2 separate regions of the Mus musculus genome follow, and region 1 is linked to region 2. Evidence: chromatin loops called from intact Hi-C (ENCODE). Cell type or tissue: heart. All regions are shown on one strand.

Region 1 (8,000 bases), 220 kb after region 2:
TCCAGACAGTCTTTCTGCTCTTACCTGAAGGGAAGTAGGATGTTTGTAGAAACCACCTATAGGCAGGAAGGAGAGGGGACAGAGGTTGGCAAGGGACACGAAGACCATGGCACCCCCCTATTCATTCCTCCTTGTAGTCAGGACCCCTCAGACCCCAGGGTGTCAAAGGTCCCTGGGGGCACCATGTCTTCAGGATGGTCAGAGCCCAGTGCTGGACATCAAGGGGGTCCGCAAGCATACACACTGACAGCACAGAGTCTAAACTGAGCTGTTTGTCCTAGCACTTTAGGCAGCTCTCTGCTTACCTGGAGGGAAGCCTGGTTGTCTGAAGGAACTGCCTCTGTCTGTTGGCAGGAGGGAGAGGAGAAAGGCTGGTGAGACTCACAAAGACCACAGCTTCCCCATCCACTCCCTTTGTCGCCAGGGCCCCTCAGACCCCAGGGTGTCAAAGGTCCCTGGGGGCACCATGTCCTCAGGATGGTCAGAGCCCAGTGCTGAACATCAGAGGGGTCCTGGTAATATTAATACCCTCCCTTTCTAAGGTCCTAGGGCCATGCAAAGTCCCAAGGGGGACAGTATAGCCCAGTGCTCAGAAATCCACCCAAGAGAATGGCTGACACTTGGTTTTAGAGAACCCAGGACCCTTAGGGGTAACACTTCCCTGTTTCCTTGCTTAAGACAGTTTATGTGGGCAAAGTTGCTTCTACCTCCCAAGGTAGAAGATTTTCGATACATTCTATACTCCCCGCCCCCAATCTTACTCACTTATTTTTGTATGTAGTCCAGTCTGGATGTTAACTCAGGATCCTCCCGCCTCAGCCACCTGGAATGTTGGGATTATAGGCACGTGCCACAGTTACCCCTCAATTGTCTACACTGACCTGCATGCTGTAGACTGAGGTTGCTGTGTCCTTGGGAATGTGGGGCAAATGAGACAGAGACTGGTCTTGGTCTCATGGCTCAGCCCTAGGACTGTTTGGAATTTCCAGGGTATAGTGAACATGTCCCTAAGTGGCTTCCACCCTTCTTCCAGACCTGTTTCCCCCTAAACCAACTCTTCAACTTGCCTGAGTTTGAGGTTAGCACCTCTGTTCCACCCTGCAACTTGGGGGAAGTAATGACTTTGCATTCTGCAAAGAAATGACACCTGCCTAAGACCCTGGTGAGATGTAGTGAACTCATTTGCTTCAAATACTGGCCCTCTTCTCCTCTACCCTACAGTCTTGTTATATAGCACAGGCTGGCCTTGGACCCTATAGTTGTTGGTTGATTAAATCCAAATTATAGAAAGTAACTCCTCTCCAGCTCTCTGTACCTTTTCAGTTCACATCTTTGCCCAGTCCAGAGACTCCGTGTGTTCAGTGCTATGCAGAGTGCTTTGTTATTAGCCCAAGCCCAGTATGGTCAGATAGAAAACATCTTAAGGTCAACAGCAGAGCCATTGTTTTCCCTGTTCCCAACACCTAAGAAACAAGGAGATATTCTCCTAGAGCTGAGAACGTGTTCTTTTTTAGATAACACACATGCCTGTCTTCTGATAAATCTTGTTATTTTAATAATAGAACCTATGTAAATTCAAGGTTCTTTAAAAAATAAAAAGTATCTTTTTTTTGGGGGGTACAAATTATTTGCTAGGCCCTAAACGATGCTCAAAGCTACATTGTCTTCAGTCCACAAATCCAGTGGGCAGGCGCTAATGCCGATATTTTGTTCTCTACTGAGTTTGAAAATTTGGTCCTTTCTGTACCTTACCCAGTCCTTACCCTTAGAAGACAGAAAATACTGCCACCCTCTCTATGTAACTGCAGAGGACTTAGGTGCCTGCCCTTGATGTGTCTGTTCCATTCAGCACCCAGGTTTATTGAGGTGGTTTACTGACTGGTATGGAGTTATGAACAGCAGGTCTGGGATCTTTACCTACACCTGACTGATCCCATTTAAGTTAAGAGTTTTAATATGTAATACCCTATAATTGCGGGTTCATTAAATCCAACTTATAGAGAGTAACTGAAAAGGAAGGTACACTATTTATTTTAGGTGTGGACAGATTAAAAAGTAAAGGCTCTTACCACAGTAAGATGATGATGGATGGCTACGTGGCTTCAAGATACACCTGTAATACCGAAAGGACTTGGTGAGGGTTATGTGTGGGGCCAGCCCACAGGTACAGAACATCAAATTTAGAGGTCCTCAGATCTCCAGGTGTCAAAGGTCCTGGAGGGGCACTGTGTCCTCAAGGGTGTTTGGAGCCCAGTGCTAAACATCACAGGAGCCTCAGGCCTTCTGCAATGTCAAGGCTACTTGCCTTCAGGGATGGTGGCCAAGCTAACACAATAGAAAAGATTGACAAACACAAAATCCACTAGAGGCTCCAAGTTCCCCAGTCCAGTAGGTCCATAGAGATTCCCTATGGACATGATGTTCTGTCTTGGTTCGTAACCTTGAAAAACACAACCTGCAAAGACACACATCCTTCTGAGGAGCCTGGTGGGAGAACTATGGGGGTTCTACAGAGCAAAATGCAAACAAGCAAAACCCTGCTGAGATTTTATATATATAATATAGGCTTATATACATATATATATTTATATAAATAAATAAATAAATAAATGGAAGGCCCAGTGACTTACTCAGCGAGATTTGAACCACCCTGTGAAAGCTGTCTGGGAGATGATTTAGCAAGGAACACAAAGAGAACAGTAGGATTCCCAAGAGGAAAGAGTTTAATCAAGTGTGATAATGGCACTGACCAGTAAGTAGGCAGAAAAAGATTGGTTTACAGGCAAAGGTGTGGTTAAAATATTTTGGGAGAAATATGTAATTTACTTGAGTAGCTGAACCGAAAATGCTTGTACCATCAGGCCCTACAAGACCATCCTGTAGCCATTGTATTAGTATTCTTGCAGGTGAACAAAGGCCTGGCTCCCTTCCTCCTCGTCTACTCCTACCTGCTGCTCCGAAGCAATCCAGTCCTCCACGTGCACTCACTTCCGCCTTGGTAACTCCGTATCGTGTATCTGCCCCTACACCCCATCCTCCTCCAGCCCTCATGTGTTCTAGGTTGCACAAAATTGCCAAAATCCCACACGGGGGAGGGGCAGTGGTAGAGATTTCCTACGGAGAGAACCTGCAGGTAGCACGGGGCTGTCACTGGGAGGAAAGATTCTATGTCACACACCCCCCTCCCTGTCGCCTAAAAAAAAAAAAAAAACCGGGAAGATGGCGGACAAGACCCGCGACGTGAGCAGCAGAAATGGCGTAGCCCGGCTAAGGCAAGACAAAGGAAGGCCTGGCCCGGCATCCCAAGCTCCACAAACCTGGCGAAAGGCATTGTCCCGAAAGTACCCGCATCCGCCCCTTCGAGAGAAACCCTGGTTCCAGCCCGAGCACGCCCGCGGCCCCAAGCAGCGCCCTTGAGCCCGTCCGCGCGACAGGTACACCCGTGACCAGGCCACGGACACCTCGGGACACGTGCTTCCCAGGGTGCAAAGCAGCACCACCGACTGGAAGGTACCGAGGCCAACACCGTGGAAAAACTCACCGGGACAGACCTCACCTCACACGCGATCGCCACAGGCGCGCGCCACCGCCGCGTGTCCCCATTTATAGCGCGCGCTGCCCGTCAGCCCCACCCATCGCGCTCGCAAGGCCCCGCCTCCAGCGGCTCTTGGGCCCCGCCCTGAGGTAGCCCACACTTACGCCTGAGCCGGGGATCCTGCTTTCACGGTGGCAGAAAGAATAAACGTCTGTTGCCCTTAGGACATTCCTGATCAGGTGATAAGGTACGTTGTTCCCAAAGAGGATGAAGAGAATGAAGAACATATCTGAAAGGTTCTTCCGTTACTTCCGTCAGGCAGCTCTTAGACAGCTCCCAAGGAGAGGGCGGGACGAGAAAGCCCCCCATGGGGTGGGGGTTTGGCCAGAACCGGAAATCCCCCGACTTGCCAGCGCGGCAGGCTAGCTCGTTTTTGCTGCAGAAGCTGGGGTCCGCTAAAAGGGCCCACCCGGCAGTAGTCGCAGCTGCGGCGCGGGAGGCAGGACCAGCACACACTGGCAGACTTTTAGGGAACCATGGGTGTGGTGTAGTTAGAGGGCTGGGTTCTGTGATGTGCGGGCCCGGAGCGGGGACGCTAGGGCGGAAAGGAGGGGAATTCCCTGTGCCAGAAAGAGGGCAGGTTGGGGTCTGGACCCCTGGGTGTGAGGGAGGGTGGGTGGTGTCTGGACCCTTGTGTATGAGGGCGTGAGGCTGGAGGGCTGCACTACTGGGTTTGAATCTGGAGGCTGAGATAAGGACTGCTGGGTCTGAGGAAGGAGGCGGAGGGCTGGAACCCCTAGGTCTTGGGGGATAAGGGTCAGGGTTCTGAATACTTGGATGAGCTCGAAGTGGGTCCTCAACCACAGAAGTCATAGAACATTTTTTTTTTAAAAGTCTGCACCTCATACCAGTTCTCTCTTTCTTCATTTTGCCCTCCAAATAGTCTATGTTACACTCTTCAAGCTCTAGATTCCTTAATGTGACCTGAGTATTCTTTGTTTAGCTGGCCCTCTGCTCATTAGGGCTCTTTCTCATTCCGCTGGGGAGACTGGCCTGGGAACCTAGTGGTCTGAAGTAAAGGGAAAGATTCTTCTCTTAGGTAAACGAGTTTCCATTATTGCTGCTGGCTCACACCAGAGGAAAGTCAATAGTTTGATGAGACAAGGCCTCTCTCTCTAGAACAGGCTGGCCTTGAGCTCAGAAAGCTCCCTGTCTGCTTCTGTGCTTGGCTCCCGTTACCACATTGATGGTTAATATGGTCAACTTCTCCAAATCTGGTATTACCTAGGAAAGAAGCCTTGGAGCATACCTTGTGGAGAGTTATCTAGGTTAGCTTAGCCGCTGACCATGCACAGGTTATCTTAGTTGGGTTAGTTGACCTGGGAAGGCACACCCACTATTGGGGAACCATGGGCTGCATAAATGGAGAAAGCTGAGCACCAGTGTAAATGTCCCTCTGACTGCAGATGCAGTGTGACCAGCAGCCTCCTCAAGCTCCTGCCTCCTTGACCCTCACCTTACCTCTCCATGTGATGAACTGCACTTTGAACTGTGAACCTGTCCCCTTACGTGGCGTTTATCAGGGTGTTTTATCATAGCAACAGAAAAATAAGACACCTTTCTCTTTCCCCATAGCATGGACCCCCTTACCTTCATCTATGGGCACATACATTGCATCTGTCTGCACAGTATTGACACTGTTTATTTGATTACTTGTAGATCTAGTATAAGACAGAGTTGTTACTCTGTTTAAAAATGGACGCATTTGCTTGGGGAATGTGGCTCAGTTGGTAGAGTGCCTGTCCAACATGAAGGAAGCGCTGGGTTCATCCCTAACATTAGACCAGGCATGCTTGTGTCCACCTAGAATGCCAGCAAGAGACTGAGAACTTAGATTCCATCTTGGCTACATAGTGAGTTCCAGACCAACCTGAAATACATGAGAACACATCTAAATTTTTTCCTTTGAAAATACAATGTGCTTATTTTAGATTTATATGTATGAGTGTTTTGCTTGCATGTGTGTGTGCTTGGTACCCTTAGAGGTCAGATGGGAGTGTTGAAACTGGAGTTCTGGGCAGTTGGAAACCGCCATGAGGGTTTTGGGGATCAAGCCCTGGTTCTCTGTAAAACTCTTAAAAGCTGAGCCATCTGTCCAGACCCTTGTGACTTTTTTTTTTGATAACTCAATTATACAGTTTTTTTATTTTTATTTTCATTTGTCTGAGTGTGCACGTTGGGGGGGGGATATGCATATGTATGAATGCAGTACCTGCAGAGGCTAGAAGGGCAGAGCTGGAGTTACAGGCAGTTGTGAGGTATCCAATATGGATGCTAGGAACCATACTCATTCTTCTGGAAAAGCAAGCAAGAACTCTTAACCACTAGGCCATCTGTCTTAGGGCTTTATTGCTGTGAAGAGACACCATGGCCAAGGCAACTCATAAAGGAAAACACTTAGTTGGGGCTGGCTTACAGTTCAGCAGTCTAGTCCACTATCATCATGGTGGGAAACATGGCAGTGTGCAGGCAGACATGGTGTTGGAGGAGCTGGGATCTACATCTTGATTCACAGGCAGCAGAAGGAGCCTATGTTCCACACTGGGCAGGGCTTGAGCATAAGAGACCTCACCACCAAACCTACCCTCCACAATGACACACTTCCTCCAACAAGATCACACCTACTCCCACGTGGCCACTCCTCCTTATAGGACCACTCCCATGAGCCAAGCATTCAAACACATGAGTCTGGGGGGAGGCTATACCTATTCAAATCACCACACCATCTCTCCAGCCTTTTGATCATGCAGTTCTTGGTTGCCTCTATTCTACAGACAAGGACACTGAGTCCCAAGTGGGTCAGCCTTGCTATGAGTCATGGAGGTAGTCAGGAACAGTCTCTAGACCTATGCGAGTGAGCAAAGGGACCCTCCTTTCCCTGCATGGGACACGGTAACCTTTCCCCACTCATCAGAAGCCTCTTGGCCCCACACCTCCCTCCTCAAACCGGACACTGAACAGACTTGTGTTGCGGGCATTTGGGAAGAAGAGAAAGGGGTGGGGAGGCTGGACTGCAGGAAAGGACAGGAGGGGAGCTGAGGATATGAGCAGGATTTTCTCAGAAAAGGTGAGATATTGATGGTACGACTAAAGGGTGGAGCTAGGGAACAGTAATGGACACCTTTAATCCTAGCATTCAGGAGGCAGAGGCAGGCGCATCTCTGAGTTCCGGCTAGCCTAGTCAAAACAGACCCTGTCTCAATAACAAAAAAACCCCATGACAGACAGTAAAAGCTGAAAGTCAACTGTTCAACATGCTTAAGCAACTTGTTGTGGTAGTGACTCACACCTTTAATCTCAGCACTCTGGAGGCAGAGGCAAGAAGATTTCAATGAGTTTGAGGCCAGCCTGGTCTACAGAGCAAGTTTCATGACAGCCGTGGCTACACAGGGAAACCCTGTCTTGAACCCCCCCCCCAAAAAAAAAAAACCCATCCAAAACAAATCAAAGCCCTGCCATTTGTTTCCTGAGGACCCTCACCCCAGTCTCTTTTCTGACCTTTGACATTAGACAGAATCCCTTTTCTATCCCTCTACTTAGGAGGGAAAAGGTGGACAAGGTAGCGGGTAAGGAAATATAGCAGTTCCATGAAATGCTTTATTCACCATACAGAGCCAAATAAAGAAATACTCTGGGCAGAAGATATTTTTCTTTAAAATATAAATTAGTATTCTGGGTTGAAGGGAGTCAGAAATTACATAACTTGAGTATGGGGGGGGTGTTGTCAGGCAGCTGACAGCCATTGTTAGTTCATTGTCATGTCTTAAGACCATGTAGGCTGGAGTGATAGGATAGACCAGAAATTGATGTAGTTCAGATAGGAGAAGAAACCTGAGAGAGAAAGAGGGCAGAGGACACAGAGGTCAGTAGGCTAGCCTCACCTGGTACCCTACACTGTCATAACCCAGACCCTGCCCCATCCTTAAACCCCAAATCAACTTCACCCTCACCTTGTCCCTAGCCCACCCCAAGCCTACAAGAATCCCTAGCCCTGACTCCAAGCCCAGTCCCATCCTCCCTGGATCTGTGGGAAACCCTACCCCGACTCCCAACCATGCCCACAACACCATCTGCACCCCAGAGCCCAGCCAGACCAATCATGAAGAAGAAGAAGACATTGATCCAGGCAAGGTAGAAACTGCTTCCCAGGGTGTAGGTCATGCCTTCCTGGAGGAACTTTCGGGCTTGCATCAGATAGAATAGGACCCCCAGAATGATGTTGATCCCTGTATAGCACAGGACAGGCGTGACTTCCTCCCCCTGCCCCCAGGTGTAGTCACGGGCTGTGGCTTTCTTTAAACTCCGTATGCAGCTGAGGGTGACCTTGAATTCTTCCTGTCTCAGACATGCATCACCATGCCATGCTCAGTGTATACAGTTTGGGGATGGACCCTAGGGCTTTGTG
Region 2 (8,000 bases):
AGGGACAGCAGCCCCAGCGACACAGGAGAGGGTAGGTTCAAGATCAGGCCTAGTACCTGGGGCAGGGCCAGCTGGGACAGGGGTCTGGGGAGGGGAGGGATATAGCATGAGGCCCCAGAGTCACTGAGGTCTGGGTTGCGGGCCACAGAGGCACTTGGATCCTGCTTCCTTCTCCAGAATGAGCGTCTATTCACTCACTGACCCATTACCCTCTTATCTGTCAACTCCAGCTTTGGTTTGTTTAGGCAGGGTCTCGGGTATCCCAGATGTGCACCACTACAGCAGTTGATGGAGTGCTGGGGATGGAATCCTGGCCTCATATGTGACGGGGAAGCCTTCTGCCAATGGAACCCCAGAACCTCAACTTTTTGTTGTTTGCCCTTTTGACCCAGGCTCTCCATATGCAGTCCAGGCTGGCTTCCCGCTTAGTCCTGCCTTGGGCCAACAAGATGGCTCCACTACTCTTGACTAACTTCTGTCTTTCCCACCTTAATCGTAAGTTACTCATTTGGCTACCCTTTGGACTGGTACCAAGTTTATAAGTTCAGCCCATCGTTCAGTCAGACCCCATCTGCCATAGCCTCCCTGGCTCCCTTCAAGCCACCCTCTGTGTCATCCCACACGCCCAGAGGCAGTGCAGCCCACAGCCTAGGCCCTACCTCCTCCTGTCCCACCACACAGCGGCCAGGCCCAGGCCCTGCAGGGCAGCCATGATCACGTTGACATCATAGTTGCCGGTGCCCAAGAGACTGCGATGGGGGTTCAGCCGGGAATCTGGGGCTAGCCTGGGAAGGAGGGGGCAGAGCCAAGGTTTGAAATCCTGGAAAGGCCTCCACCTTCCCACATGATAGGAGAGGCCCAGAGCCTGGCCTTTGACGCGTCTCTCTTCAACCCCCACACAGTTTATCATCCTCACGTCCTGTTCTCCCTCCACCCCTGAGCCCTGTACTCTTAGACTGGCTAAGGCTTTATCTTTTCCCACTCAGAAACCCTTCCCAGCCTCTAGTCTCTCCCTCTAGCCTACCTTCAACTTCCAGGAGCCTGAGTTGCCCTGCTCCCTTCCTACTTCCACTTCTCCCGTGACTCCCAAGTGCTCTGGACAAAGTCCCTGCCCCTCCATTCTTCCCACTCGTCACGGTCTCTCTCCAGACCAGCTTCAGATGTCATTTCTTCTGGGAGAGGAGCCTTCAGACCCAAGACTGTGCTCAGAGTCCCTGGGTGATAGTCACATTCATGCCGCCATATCTGAATACAGAGTGCCCCTTTCTTTTGGGAACACCCTGCCCTACCCTGCTCAGAGGCATCCCTAGTGCCCTATCATCCCAGGACAGACGCCCACCTCCTCCAGTGGCAAGCAGGCCCTGCATAGCCTCAGCACCAGCTCTTAGCAGCCACCCATCCCAGATGTCCCTGTGCCCAAGCCTTCCCTCTAGCTCTCCCCAGCTCTGTGGCCCTGCTCCTCTGTAGGCCTGGACCCTTGGCGAGCAGTGTCAAGAGGGAGCCACTCATGTCTGCAGCTCTCCCAGCCTTCTCCCCCTTGTGACATCTGCCTCAGCTCGAGCTGCTCAGCATGTCCCTGGAGAAAGAGCTGGAGAAAGAGAGATGCGTATGTTCTAAGTAAGTCTGAAGTTTACAGATGAGGGCTGCCTGTGGATCTGGGCAAGGACTACAGGCTGGGGTGTCTATGTGCCCATAGAAGCACCCTGCAGCCTAGAGGTGGGAATGGGGAGAGAGATTCAAGAAAGTTTCTTACAAAAGTGATGGTTGAAATTGTGAGGCGCAAACAAAGGGACCAAGAAGGGGAAAAAAATGCCTTGTGTAACATGGGAACAGCCTGTTGGAGGCCTAGGAGTACATCGAAGGATGAAGCTGCAGAAAGGTAGGCAAGGACCCGAGCACACAAGGCCTTGAGTTCAGCCTGAAGGCCCGGGGCTAGTCCCTAGGAGTTCTGGGGAACCAAAGAGGGATAGAAGCAGAGGAGGGGGCAAGCAGCTGTGGGGCTGTGTGTAGGACGACCAGGAGAAGAAAAACAGACAGCTGGGAGGTTGTGACAGAGGCTCAGATAAGAGAGGTTGAGGCCAAAGCTGGGGCTGAGGCTGTGAGAAGCAGCAGGTGGGAGGGCAGGCAACAGCTCCTGGATCGGAGCCTTGGCCCTGCTAGGGTCCCAGGAAGGCTCCCGTGCCTCTCTGAGCCCTGCTCTTCCAGGGCGGGGAACAATGGCAGTCACCTCTTGCAGATTTCGTCGGCAGCCTCCTGGCTAAAGAGCTGCTCTTGAAGGACGTTGTTGAGAGCATGGACAGCACACAGCTCTAGCCGCTGCCGCTCATGATACACTGAGGGTGGACTCGGCCTTGCTTCCGGAGCCTGAGACATGCCCTCCTCAGCTCCTGCTGCGGGGTGGGACAAGGAGGTGTTAGGCACCTAGGATCTTGCTCATTCGGTTCTCTAGATTCCTGGGTCCCTGGGCAATGGACATTGAGATGGGCACTGGGGCTAGCTTAGGAGGCCGTGAGGCCCTGACCCTATTTCCCAGGCTGTCTCCAGAGCACAGAGACACCTTTTGAGCCCAGTCCTGGGAGTGGGGGGAGTAGAGGCTCTCATCTGCTCACCTGGCAATAGAGACCCACCCCCACTACATGTCTCCAAGCAAAAGGGTCCTGATCATCATCACCTAGCAATGGACTACCACCCCTTCTGTCCCTAGGAAACAATACCTTTTTAGTTCCCAAGCAACAGAACAACCCCACCCTCTGGGTATCCTGGTCCGTTTTCTGATCACCTAGCAATGGAGGACTCCTCCTTTCCCGTCTCTGGGTAACAGGGTCTCTTCTGGTCGCCTAGCAACGAAAGACTTCCCCTCCTCAATAACCAGGGTTCTCGCCTCCCTTCACCTGGCAACGAGGCCCTCTACCAGTTACTAAGCAACAGGAGCCCCCACCTTTTCCTGTCACCTGGCAACCAGGCACACTCCCACCCGCCTTTGCTTGTCGCCCGCCTGGCCCTCACCCCGCCGGCCTTTCTGCTCCCCGGGACCGACCGCTTTCGCATTCCCTAGGCAGCGACCGGGTGGTAGCACGCTGACTGAGCAGGCGAAAGGGACTACAGCTCCCGGCGACTTGCGCGCGCCGAACTGCGATTCCCGAAGGCCTCCGTAGGGCGTCTAAATAGGACGCGCAGTCCGGAAGTCCTCCGGGGCTGCTCTGCCGCGTGGGACTACAACTCCCATCGGACAAAGCAGCCAGTTCTCGTTCTCTCCCAGGGCTCACTGCTGCCTAGAGGTTTCTGGGAGTTGTGGTAACGAGTGATCTCGCGATAGCTTTCAGGGGGCTGGTTTGTGTATGAGCTCGCACGCTGCTGCTATGGCGTCATACTCAGTGTGTAGCTGAAGCGTGACGACATAGAGGTGGGGACAAGGAACCAAAGAGGCCAAAGAGAACAGTGGGCTGAACTCTGATGTTTACTGGGACCCATAGTTGTCAATATGACAGTAAGGGTAGTAGGGGAGGAGACTCAGCAGAGGTGGATCCCAGGTCTGGAGGTGAGCTGACAGCAGCCTGTGGGGAGAATGAAAAACTAGGATGACAACACAGACACATGCAGGTGGCCATGGTGGACGTGGGTTTTGGAAAAGGTAATGTGGTACAAGTCAAGGAGGATACTCAGAAAGAGATGTGGCATGTGGATGTAGAGACCTAGAGGGGGACCCAGATGCTGAGAGAAAGCGGGGCGGGGAAAGAGAGGCTCATAGAGCCTGGGAGTGAGAACTAAGAATGAGAAAAGACAGAAAACTGGGGTTGGGACACCCAACATGTGAGCTCTGCCGAGCACAAACGCCAAGGGACCCTTGGAGGGGCCTGCCGCACCCAGTAGGCTGTGCCAGAAGGCTGTAACAGTAGCAGAGCCGGTGACAGCGCCAGGCTGGGCTGGGTTCTCTCTGTGGGTGTGCACGGCAAAGCTGCGACCTGAAGGCCCTGGGGGTCCTAGCAGCTCCACATCCACCACGTGCATGTCGGTGAGGCTGCAGCCGGCAGAGAAGTGCAGTCAGTCCACCCGGAGTGTACACAGCTGTGCCACCTACGCCCTGTGCTTACCTAAGGTCAGCCACAAGCACCCCAATGACACGGTCGAAGCCTAGACTGGGGGCAGCCAGGGCAGCAGCTGCCATGGTGTTAGAGTTTCGGGGGGCCAAGGGACAGAGCCCACGCACAGGGCCCTCATAGAGCACTGTGCGGGGCCCACTACTGTGGGCTGCAGCCAGGGGTCCCTCCAGCCGGAAGCCATCAGGATGTGTGGCCATGGTGACTCGAAGGCTCTGGAAGCAATGGCAGGGTCAGGAGATTGAGACTCTTACATGTTCCGTCTGGCAGCCCAGACAGTCCTCACCTGGAGGCCTCCGGCTGCATCCAGTCTGCTGATGTCTTCACTGCCCCATAGGGCCCCTCGGGCCACAAACACAGTGTGGCCCCAGCGCTTTGAAGCCTCCAGGAGCTGCTGCTCTGTGGTCTGGTCAGCCAGAGCTGAGGGGGATCCCACCTTGGGACACGGATGGTAGAGAGAGGCAAGGCCAAGACCCAGATTACTGCTGGAGGGTGGGATGCAGCCAACACAGAGAGGGACTCACTGAGGGGCAAGGAGGCTCACCAGGAGGTTTGCATGGCGAAGGATTTGTGCCCCAGATTCATGGATTATTTTGGGGTGGGCCACTTCTACCACAAGGTCAGGGTGCCTAGGAAGAGAGACATGGAGGGGGAGGGCCTTGGAGAAGAGTCAGGTCTCCTGTCTCCCAGGTCCTCAGGGTTTGGAGGGATAGCACTGCTTACCCTGGCTGAGGGAGGGGAGTGGGATAGTGGGTGCATTCTAGTTTCTCTTTATATGCACTGAGACTCAGAAAGGGTCAAAGGGTTGTCTGACACAGGGAGGCAGGAAGCAGCTTTGGGGAGGCTCCTTCTGTGGGGCGCTGACCTTTCCTCAAGGGCAGTGAGGTCTTGGAGCTGCAGGGCAGGGGGCACACTCCCTGCCATCCGTCCAGGGTCACGGTTCCACACAAAAACAAGTTCTAGGCCCAGTTCTGATCCCTGAGCCAGAAGGCGGGACACAAGGGACTGTCCTGCAGAGACAGGAGGGCTAGGGATCCAAGGAAAGGAGAGAGACCCTCCCCTCCTAAGTCAGGGAGATTGGGGGTGGGGGGGGGTCAGGGACCTAGAGACAGAATACAGTCAGAAGCCCAGAGAGGAGAGGCAGACAGACACACAGACAGAATACATAGAAACCTAGAAAGGAGAGACAGAGATGCCCCACATACACAGAGACACATACACACAGAGACAGAGACACAAAGACCCAGACACACACACAGAGATGAGAGCAAGAAGAAAGACAGACAGAAGATGGGAGAGAGAAGAGGGGAAGGTGGGGGGGGGGAGAGACAGAGACAGACAGACCTTGGAGACCCAGAGAAAGGACAGAGACCTAGAGAGAGGCAGATACCCAGAGATAAACACTCTCTCAGAGGGAGAGACACAGAGAGACAGAGGGAGGCCCAGTGAGTGGGCAGAAGGCAGGCTGGGCTGGCAGGCTGGGGTGAAAGATAGATGGAAGCAAATGTTTCTGGAACATTAGGAACAGGGCATAGAAAGAGACCCCAGGCCAGGTCTTACTCACCCAGGCGGCCATAGCCCACCACCCCCACCTTGTAAGGAACTTGAGGGAGCGTACTGGTGGCCATGGTCTTTAACAAGGTACCCTGCTGTGGGGGATCTGCTGTGCTTGCTGGCCCCTGTACCAGGCCTGACAGTGAATGAACTTTGGACTTTGACCCCTGACTCTCTCCACTGAGGGAGGGAACAGGATGGGGAGGGTGTCCTTTTCCAGCCCTCTGCCCTCCTGCTGGCTGGCATGGTGGCTTGGAAGCTAGGCCTTGCATGGCCCTATGTGCCCACTACCCCACGGCCTCCTGAGCAGCCCACATTCTCCCATTCCTGCTGAGGTAGAAAATTCCCTTTACAGCCCCCCTCCTCAGTCTGGCCAGCAGGTTGTCATGGAGACTGCATTTTCCTTGGGATGGGGGAAGAACTGGGGACAGGAATTTAGGTCTCCCACCAAGCCCCTTACAAACCTCTTGATCTCCTTTTTTTCCCCCCTCTAAAGTCTAAGTGGAAAGGTCTGGCTGGAATGTATGTGGTCCTGCAGGCCCCACCTGTGTCCTGTCTTTCCCAGTCCTCCGTGCTCCTCAGTCCTGGCTGGAGTCCCCTTCTTCACTCCAGTGTCTGATTGTCCTTGAGCTCACCTTAACTGTCCACCATTCATTCCACCTTGAGGCCACAATCTCCAGCCTCTTTGTATTCTTGGTCCCCTGACCCCCTCCTGTCTCCTTTCCTGTCCATGAAGAAGGGACCTGCATGGCTTGGGGAGTCTCTGAGTGTCCCAGGATGAGCCCAGCCACTGGCTGGCAGGCCTGGCATGGGACATGTCAGGCTGCAGCAGGCCAGCTCCCTGCCCCCATTGCCACCTGGTACAGCCGCATTGTTGCCATGGTAACCAGGATCCTAGCCGAGATGGTTGCGGAGAAAGCAGAAAAGATGGAGAACCTAAAGTGCATGCGCAACAGCTCTGTCCCAGGCTCCATCAGCAGAGAGGAGCTGGGTGGGGAAGGAGATAGGGCCAGAACCTGACAGTTGTCACAGATAAAGAATCCACTTAGCACTGGGGAGGGAGGGAGAAGATGGAGGGGTGGGGTCAGTTAGAAAAATCAGGAAGAAGTGGGGACAGGGACAAGAGGGCAGGAACACAGGGTTCAAAGAGTTGGAGGGGAGGTGCCTGCTCCCTATCTCTGATAGAGGTGTGCACCCTGGGGCCTTCCCTGTCCACAGAGGGTCTAGTTGTGCTATGTGTGGATGACAGGCCAAGCCTGCATTAGGCTAGCCCAGGGGTCCATGTGCTGTGTGCCTGATTGGCTACCTCTCTATCTCCCTAGGCCTTCTCAAACTTCCCAGGTAACTTTAGCTGTCTGGAGGTTAAACCTTGGACACATGGGTCATGCAGAGATGTCACTAATGTCCCCACTTTAGCACTAGTCCTGGCCTGGCTGCACATTTTTCTCCTTGGTAATTGCAGACGCTGCAGGTGACTCTGCCCTCCATGTCCCTGGTCTACTTACCGTGTCCCTCATGTGGTCCAGACCTGTTTATTCTGTGCACCTCCATTGTGCAGACTCTGTCTCCCAAGTAGCCAGGGATGTGTGTGGAGGGGACTCTCTTGTGGGGACACAACCACTTGCTCACTAGTGTCCCCCAGACTGTCAGTGCTGCTTCCTAGGCAGCCGTGCCTATAGACGGACGGTCCCGTTAAGCGGCATGATGGCTTCCCGTTTCTGGGGAGGCACACATGGAGCAAGCCGGGGAGGCTGGGGTGTAGCTCTCCTGCCCACACTGTGGCCCACAGACCCCCCCAGTATCCCACAGTTAGTTCTCTTGTTCCATGCTACCCTTGGAGCTTTGCGGTCCTAGGTCCCTTCTGGCTTGGGTTGTGTGCTGTGTGTGTGATGGGGGAGGCACCAGAGTCAGAAAGGAACAACAGCTAGACATGGGGATGGAGACAGAGACACAGAAGGGCAGCTACTGAACCCCCAGCACATGGGGAGATGGAGCCGTGCTGCTATGTGCTGGGTGAGCCTGTTCCTCTCTGGAATCTCGGGGATAGAGAGTCCCAGAGCTGTAACTTTGGAGTATCCACTCTCCCCTCCTGGGAGGACAGCATCGCTGGCTGCCTATCCTCTCCTCGTCCCACCCTCAGGAGCTTTGTGCCCTGTTTCTCTTCAATACTTTCATGCCCCCCCCCCCAAAAAAATTTTTTTTTACTTTTTCCGTGTTTTTTTTTTTTTTTAAAGTAATTACAGAGCAGGTAGTGATTGACGCAAACCTCCCTTCAGTATCAAAAGAGTCTGTGGGGTGGGGTGGGCCTGCCAGGGCCGCGAGTGGAGCTCGCTGTTGGGGGCATTGTCG

Evidence for each region. Hi-C counts contacts between places; a loop is a spot of excess contacts. Peaks named below come from ENCODE experiments on the same cell type or tissue, not always from the same donor. Only the 100,000 strongest peaks of a DNase experiment are listed, where the experiment ranks them.
Region 1: a loop joins it to region 2, with 4 times the contacts of the local background. A loop is called at or near these places in 4 of 42 quality-filtered maps.

What each region holds. Positions count from the first base shown.
Region 1 is chr7:44,242,365-44,250,364 of GRCm38, reverse strand. It overlaps Gm36864 (predicted gene, 36864), which reads right to left. Exons shown (of 5, transcript NM_001378657.1): 4 at 7,690-7,821; 5 at 7,179-7,426. The coding sequence ends at 7,359. It overlaps 2410002F23Rik (RIKEN cDNA 2410002F23 gene), which reads right to left and starts at 3,643. Exons shown (of 6, transcript NM_025880.4): 1 at 3,542-3,643; 2 at 2,070-2,113; 3 at 766-823; 4 at 306-344; 5 at 25-56. Snord88c (small nucleolar RNA, C/D box 88C) reads right to left here and starts at 510; the gene lies at 427-510. It overlaps Snord88a (small nucleolar RNA, C/D box 88A), which reads right to left and starts at 215; the gene lies at 144-215. It also overlaps LOC115486841. In heart, no CTCF peak of the experiment used is centred here; DNase peaks (open chromatin) are centred at 3,114, 3,654 and 3,924; H3K4me3 peaks cover 3,025 bases; H3K27ac peaks cover 2,281 bases.
Region 2 is chr7:44,463,197-44,471,196 of GRCm38, reverse strand. Lrrc4b (leucine rich repeat containing 4B) reads right to left here. Exons shown (of 3, transcript NM_198250.1): 3 at 7,846-8,000. Aspdh (aspartate dehydrogenase domain containing) reads right to left here and starts at 5,762. Exons shown (of 7, transcript NM_026690.1): 1 at 5,662-5,762; 2 at 4,963-5,107; 3 at 4,642-4,726; 4 at 4,384-4,533; 5 at 4,092-4,312; 6 at 3,864-4,018; 7 at 3,446-3,554. The coding sequence starts at 5,725. The coding sequence ends at 3,511. It overlaps Josd2 (Josephin domain containing 2), which reads right to left and starts at 3,217. Exons shown (of 5, transcript NM_001205071.1): 1 at 3,007-3,217; 2 at 2,228-2,390; 3 at 660-785; 4 at 1-84. The coding sequence starts at 2,373. It overlaps Mir7052 (microRNA 7052), which reads right to left and starts at 850; the gene lies at 786-850. In heart, a CTCF peak has its summit at 3,144; DNase peaks (open chromatin) are centred at 736, 3,226, 4,246 and 4,436; H3K4me3 peaks cover 4,035 bases; H3K27ac peaks cover 7,429 bases; H3K27me3 peaks cover 1,565 bases.